Regions from separate parts of the Homo sapiens genome. Here region 1 is linked to region 2. A link is a contact called in ENCODE Hi-C or POLR2A ChIA-PET data. All regions are on one chromosome and are shown on one strand. Each heading gives the region's core, a stretch centred on a gene start or an enhancer-like site at or near the end of the contact. The rest is flanking DNA. Distances are from core to core; before and after follow the strand shown. Region 1 overlaps NTN1 (netrin 1). Region 2 overlaps STX8 (syntaxin 8).

Region 1 (3,758 bases), core at 642-3,141, 85 kb after region 2:
GAAAATGGGTTGGTGTGGTGGGATCTGGCTGATGCAGCCCTGTCTCCGGACAGGAGCAAGGTCCCTTTCTTGGCTGTGCCACAGGCCTAGAGCCAGGCAGGGCTGGGGATGAAGAGTACATCAGGCCCAAGGGGGCGTCTACTCCTCCCCTGGAGTGCACGGTGGTAGAATCCTATTATTTGCAAAATAATATCTGGAAAAAACAGGACCTAAGCTCTTGGGTATTAGGAGAAGCCGGAGGCCATGAATGCCTTTCCCCTTGGCACTTGTGCTTGGAATCTGTTCCTGTGCCACTTCCCTGTGTAGCCTTCCTCTCAGCCCCAGGCACAAGAAAACCTCCAGGTTCTTAGCGCCCATTTCCTGGTCTGGGATTTTCTGTCTGCCTCCTCCCCTGGCAAATCGGACCTTGGTGTCCCAGCACCTAGCACAGTGCAGGTCACCGCTGACTGCTCAGCGAACCCACTGGCACATACACTCTGGACAATAAGCTGACTGCGGCTGTCTCTGTGAGACACCAAAGCTGCCTGGACCAACGAACCCACAAACACAGGCTCCCCAAACAAAAGACGTCAGCCAGCACCCTTTGCAATTATTCTGATGATACCCCTGAGACAGCCTGGGTAAAGGGCTTAGGCTTTATTTATTTATTTATTTAGAGATGGAGTGTCGATCTGTGGCCTAGGCTGGAGTGCAATGGCATGATCTCAGCTCACTGCAACCTCCGCCTTCCAGGTTCAAGCGATTCTTCTGCCTCAGCCTCCCGAGTAGCTGGGATTACAGGCACACACCACTACGCCTGGCTAATTTTTGTATTTTTGGTAGAGATGGGGTTTCACCATATTGGCCAGGCTGGTCTCGAACTCCTGACCTCATGATCCACCTGCCTCAGCCTCCCAAAGTGCCGGGATTACAGGCGTGAGCCACTGCACCCAGCTGGTTTAGGCATCTTTTAAACCTGCCAAACTCTTTGACAACAAAGAGGGCACGAGTTGGGCTGGAGAGGGTTTGAGTGGCACCAGAAATCAGAAGGCCATGCCACCTTTAACAGATGTACAGCTAATATCTGAAAAATGGGACCCTTGAGCTCTGAATCAGAAGGCTTTTCTGCAGGCCTCAGCCTGCTGTCTATGGGGTGTGGGGTGTTAGTTGGACAAGAACATCTCTTCCTGGACCCCAGGATACAATCCGCGGCTCCAGTGGCAATGGTCTCAGACTACTGATGAGCTTCAGGGCTGCAGGATGCTGGGAAGTGGAAAGGATCTAGCAGGACAGAGGGGGTGGCAGACAGGCGACCAAGGAACTCAAAATGCTGGCTCTGTGACTTACAAAGCTGTGTGTCCTTGGACACATTGCTGCACTTCTCTGAACCTCCGATTCCTCATTTATTAAGCGGGGGTGAGCGTTTGTAACAATCTTTTAAAGTTCCAGCGAGATGAAGCCCGACATGACAGGCACTAAAAAATGTTGGCTCTCATTATCTTTACTCTAGTTTAGGAGCCATGGCAGAAAAGCAATTTTATTGTATTACTGGCACATCCAATTATTTTAAACCCAAAGATATTTCTCACTCAAGTATGTCCTTGATTCACTGAATAATGGCTGACCTCTGGCTGTTCTGAAAAGCAACTCCATCTGTAGCGGATGTGGTTCCTTCACGGCACTTGTCACCCTGTGCAGTGATACATTTTTCAGTTTGGTTTGTTTATTGTATCTCTTCCTCCCCAAAGTGAAGTCTTCACTGCTGTATCCCCAGGGCCCGGGACACATAACAAGCCCTCAATAAATATTTGTTGAGCAAGTTCAATAAAAACGGGCGCAGCTGCCACCACTGTGCGGCAGACAAAGTGACCCTCAGCCGAGCAATTCCGGCACTCCCATACTCCAAAGGTGGAAGTCACCAGGCTCGAGTCTCTGTAAACAGCCGAAAAGTAAAGGCTCCAAGCAGGAATCGGAAGGGCAGAAAAAGGCAATTTTGGAAAATGCTGCAAAACTTAAAAAGCGAAGCTTGGAGAGTGTGGCTCCGTGCCTGGGGAGGAGAGCAGGAGCCGATAAATCTTCCCTCTCCAGGGAGGTTTGAAGGGCTTTGGTGTTTTGTTTGGACTTTAATAACACAGATCCTAAATCCACTGCCTTATGATGAAAATATATTTGCAGATTTAAAAATATGGGGCATTGGATTCTGAGGGCAGCTCTCACAGGAGGAGCCAGGAAGGTTCCGAGGCTGGGTGACCTCCTGAGGATGAAATCCCCTCCCAGGCTGCCTGGCCTGGAAGCCCATCCCGTGTCATTCCTGCCTAGTGCACCGGGACCCCCAAAGGGAAGGCACGGAGAGGCACGCTGGGGTGGACTTCTGGGAGGGGGCAAGCCTGCCAGGCTTTTTCTACCTGAGCCGCCCCAGCCCCCTCCCCCCGAGGGCAGGGCAGTCTGCAGCCTGGCTCAGGGGTGGGGTGGCCGGGCTGGGAGAGGTTGGGGGCTGCACTGACCATGTGAGATGGGAGCTCAACCCCTCTTCTCCACTTGGAACAAGAGGGTGCAAATGAGTCCCCAGCAGGCTCTTTCTTTTTGCTGAACAAGATGGATTGGAAAACAAATTGGCTCAAATAAAGCATGTAATTAGATTAAAGCCTCTTGCCCAGAGCATTTGGGACTGCAAAAAGCCCTCCTGACTGGAGGCAGGAGACCTCAGCTGGCTGAACCAGCTCCTGGACATCCAGAATTTTCTCTTGACCCTCAGCTGCTCAGTCCCAGTCCTCCCCAGCCAGTGTCAACTCTGCTGAGGAAATTGCTTCTACCGCGAAGTCACCCCAGACCCTGCTCTGCCACCAGTCCCAGACCTAGGGGTCACCCTGTTCCCAGCCTACAGATGCTGCCTCAGCCTCAGAGGCATGCCCCAGTTGGAGCTCAGCCCGTCTGCGGCAGGAGCAACCGGAATGGTGATGAGTCTACACCTGCCAAGCTCTCACCAAAGTGCTTTCCACCCAATGTCCCGAGTAAGCTGCACAGCCACATAGGAAGAGGCAGTTCGGGTGGTATTAGGACGGCCATGGCCATTACACACAGGAGAAAACAGAGGTACAAGTGTTCAGCATCCAAAGTCACTGGCCGGTGGGGGCCCATTCCCTAACACAGCTGCCTTCCACTCCAGCACAGGACAGAGGGGTCTCTTTCCATACACAGAGCCATGGCAACCTGTTGACTAGTGAGTACTGACCCTTAACCTCCCCCCATCGCAATGCAGGAGCTGCCCCTTCTCTCTCTCTCTCTGAGACAGGGTCTCCCTTTGTCACCCCAGCTGGAGCGCAGAGGCGCAATCACAGCTCACTGCAGCCTCGAACCCGTGGGCTCCAATGATCCTACTTAGCCTCCCACGTAGCTAGGACTACAGGTGCACACAACCAAACATAGCTAATTTATTATTTTTTGTAGAGATGAGGTCTCACTATGTTGCCCAGGCTGGTCTCGAAGTCTCAGGCTCAAGTGATCCTCCTGCTCTGGCCTCCCAAAGTGTTAGGATTACAGGCATGAGCCACTGCACCTGGCTGCCCCTTTTCAAGGGACCATCCTTTTGGCTTCCCAGCCCTCAGGCAGAACCTCCGTGTAGCTTCCTCTACCCCCATCTATTCTTGCCACCATACCCTTCCCCAAATAGTGCCCTCATGTCCATGAGGCTTCCTGCCCCTCCTCCCACCAGCCAAGCCTTTAGGAGATAAAGTGGTGTTCACAGCCTTCCAGGGGAAGTGGGCCACATTCAAGAAGTT
Region 2 (3,552 bases), core at 1,009-3,508:
CATTCTTCCCATCCCTGGAAGTCTCTAAGGAGCGATTCCTGATTCCTGTCTGCTCCTTGTTGTCTGCTCTAAAGAGTGTAAGACTGCCAAAGCTCCTGTTTATGAAACGCCTGGCTTCAGATGTTCCACCCTCACTCAGAGCTGATCCTGATGGAGAAGCAACAGTTGCCTTCCATGCAGGAATCTTCTCTTTCAGTGATTCTGTTGTATTTCCAGCTTTCCTGAGCCATTGAGGCCCACCATAGGGTTTTGCACATAGTAAGGGCTCAGAAAATACGAGTTCTCTTCCTCTTTCACTTTATCACCATTAGGCCTTCCAGCCAGACTTCATATCTTTCCTTTCCTTCCTATCTTGTGTTACGCCATCTCTCTCACTAAGAGTTCTTTGCTGACCCTGGGGCCAAATTAGCAAGATGTGACCAACAGCACTGCAATAGACATCAGAAGACCCAAACCCTAGGCCACCTCTAGGCTAGCCGTGGAATCTTCATCATTTGCTTCATCTATAAGATGGAGAAAATAAGACTTGGGCCAGGGGCAGTGGCTCACGCCTGTAATCCCAGCACTTTGGGAGGCCGAGACGGGCAGATCACTAGGTCAGGAAATCGAGACCATCCTGGCTAACACGGTGAAACCCCGTCTCTACTAAAAATACAAAAAAAAAATTAGCCAGGCGTGGTGGCGGGTGCCTGTAGTCCCAGGTACTTGGGAGGCTGAGACAGCAGAATGGCGTGAACCCGGGAGGCGGAGCTTGCAGTGAGCCAAGATCGTGCCGCTGCACTCCAGCCTGGGCGACAGACAGAGACTCCATCTCAAAAAAAAAAAAAAGTACTATAAATGGTGACCACATAAAAAGTTAAACATGACATCTGGGGTTACTGCAAAGCTTAAAATGGATAACATATATGTCACGGTTCTTTGCAAAGTACAAAGTGTCGTATTCACTTCAAAATTAATGACAGTATTCTATTTTTATGGTAACATTTTCTGGGTAGACCGCCGGACCTTCTTACACCTCCTATCTCACTGTCATCACTTATCCAAGGACCTTAATCAGGTCTTTGAGAATTCTTCATAGCTACCTCATGCCCAAGTTATAATGTTCTCATTAAAAAAAAAAAAAGTCTCTAAAATTCCACATCTTCTGTGAGGTCCTCATAAGCTGATTACAGGTAGGGGATGACTTCCCCAGGAAGCCGTGTAAGGCAGTGGCTGCAGACACTGTTTTGAGGGGTCTACAATCTGACTTTCTGGATTGGAATCCAGCTCCATTGGTTACCAGCTGTGAGACCTCGAGCATCCCTTAGATACTCCTAGAATACTGCCTAGAAACTAGAAGTATTCATGGGATCTACCCAACATTGGGAGATTTGTGAGGGTGAAATGAATTATAGCATGTGTATTCTTCAGAACAATGCTTGGCACTTTGTAAATGCTCTCACTATTCATTATTATTTTTCTTTATCTACCTAGGAGACATGGAGGTCCCTGGCTGCTGTGTCCCAGTGGTTATTTAGTGATTGTACCCAATTCAATAATATTGGTGAAATGAATTTAAATTTGCTTAACCAACCAGTATCCATGATGATACCGGATATTCATGTTTTGTTCTATTTTCTGTCAGGTTACTTTAATCTGTCTTGAAAATAATCTTCCTAGAGTTGCTTGCTGGTTGGGTGTAAGGCCTTGTGTTTGGAGAGAAGATGGGGGGCATGAGAGCTGAATAGCTAGTGGCATCTGAGGACTTGGGGCATGGGAACTGCAGAGCACATTCTTAGAAACAGCCAGAGAGCATTCAGCGAGGGGAAGACTTGTTGGCTCAAGAGGAAATTCTGCTGCTTCCAAACCAGCTTGGTGAAGCAAGATGATTCTGCAAGCCCTAGTAAGCCAGGGCCAGGACTGTGAGCTGTGCTGCTGAAGGGGTTCAATGCCAAAGTAAAGAAAGGGGATTCTTTTTAGTTGGAGGTGAGAGGAGGAAACTCCTTCCTGTAGGCCTCAGAATAAAGCATGCTCGAGATTAGCCATTAGCAGGTAGCTGGAGAAATATGAGTGCCTCCTCTTTATTTTGTCTGCTGTAAAGTTATCTTTCTGAAGTCTGTGTTGTGTTATGAAAGAGACAAGTTTAATAAACAGATTCTATTTTTGTTCAAGCTGTGGCTTAGAAAAGCACCATAAATCTCTGAACTGGGAACCCACTGGGCTCTGTATGCCTGTCACTCTCCCTTCCACCACACGGTGGTGACACACCTAAGCTGCAGGTCTCCCACGCCAGTGAATGCTGAAGCCCCACGGACAGGCCCCACGGTGGAGACCGTGACACTGACTTCCAGGATGCCTTTGCTCTACCCTTATATCGTTCATATGTTTAGTACCCATTTATTTGTCTGAGGTTCTTCTTTGTGTAAAGGAATTGCCCTGTGGGCAGGGACTCCGTCCATCCACCTCTGGGCCAGTCCTGTACCTCCTGGATTCCCAGTGCCTCTGCCCCAGCTCCAGCAGCTTCTTCCTTAGCTCTAGTCCTGGTCTGGTTAGCTGGCAGCACCCCATCCAACACTCAGGAACACATCAACACAGGAGAAAATCCCACTTCTCCTTAGTTCAACTAAGGCAAGGCGGGAGGATTTGAAAGAGAACTTTTCCTTGGAAACAACACCAAAATATACACAAAAGCATAAATAAATGAATACGTTCACAGAGTTTAGCCTGCAGAACCAGACTTAAGATAAAACAGCAAGCAATAAAGACTGGCTAGCGGAGCCTTTGGACTGTTCAAAGCCCAGTTTCTTCCCCAACCTCAATCTCTAGGAATCTTGTAGGGCAGTTTAGCAAAGATAGCTCAAATCCTATCCCAAGATAGATTTTATTTATAATTTGTGACCTATGTATTCCAAAGAGGACATGGGTAGTTTACAATAAAAGATGTATGTATATATAAAATCTCAAAGCTGTTAAAGAATAGAAAATGTTTACATGTAGAAGAGAACGTAAATAAAATATGTCCAATTCCTAAACTAATACCATATTTGAGCATTAAATTTAGCACTGAGGATAGAATCTTGGAAAACCAACACAGAAAGGGAAATATGATGTGTACCACAATGGAAGTATTTAATAGGAAAGGAAAGAAACATACTTTTTTTTTTTTTTTTTTTGAGACCGAGTCTCACTCCCATCGCCCATGCTGGAGTGCAGTGGCGTGATCATGGCTCACTGCAGCTTCAAATTCCCAGGCTTAGGTGATCCTCCCTCCCTCCTGAGTAGCTGGGACTACAGGTACCCACCACCACACCCAGCTAATGTTTTGTGTTTTTAGTGGACACGAGGTTTCACCATGTTGCCCAGGTTAGTCGTGAACTCCTCGGCTCGGGTGACTTTTCGGCTTCGGCCTCCCAAAGTGCTGGGAGGTGTGAGCCACTGCGCCCAGCCAAAACATACTTTTTAAGAAAGGCAAGCTTTTTCCTGATACTGAATATTTAATCTCAGTAATTGAAGCATATAATTCTACAGTGATTTTATACAACACACACAAACTCTATTTGGTTGACAGTAATA

Evidence for each region. Hi-C counts contacts between places; a loop is a spot of excess contacts on that map. ChIA-PET counts read pairs that join two places held with the same protein, here RNA polymerase II (POLR2A). Pooled maps may share reads with other maps.
Region 1: a map of Caco-2 shows a loop between it and region 2 (6-fold over the local background). The contact joins two enhancer-like sites. A Hi-C loop is called at or near these places in 2 of 168 maps with a recorded cell type or tissue (Caco-2 and aorta), 22 of 37 single-sample maps with no recorded cell type and 6 of 50 pooled maps. POLR2A ChIA-PET finds 5 or more read pairs at or near these places in 4 of 52 experiments (BJ, GM12878, HEK293T and 1 more).

Annotation. Positions count from the first base shown.
Region 1 is chr17:9,205,129-9,208,886 of GRCh38, reverse strand. All of the region lies in intron 5 of NTN1 (netrin 1), which reads right to left. Among named protein-coding and RNA genes, the nearest start is that of NTN1, 190 kb to the right of the region's middle. Within about 2 kb of position 1,891, at least 6 of the 41 ENCODE cell types and tissues checked have a DNase peak (open chromatin) inside an H3K27ac peak, as active enhancers do.
Region 2 is chr17:9,291,042-9,294,593 of GRCh38, reverse strand. All of the region lies in intron 7 of STX8 (syntaxin 8), which reads left to right. Among named protein-coding and RNA genes, the nearest start is that of NTN1, 270 kb to the right of the region's middle. Within about 2 kb of position 2,258, at least 10 of the 41 ENCODE cell types and tissues checked have a DNase peak (open chromatin) inside an H3K27ac peak, as active enhancers do.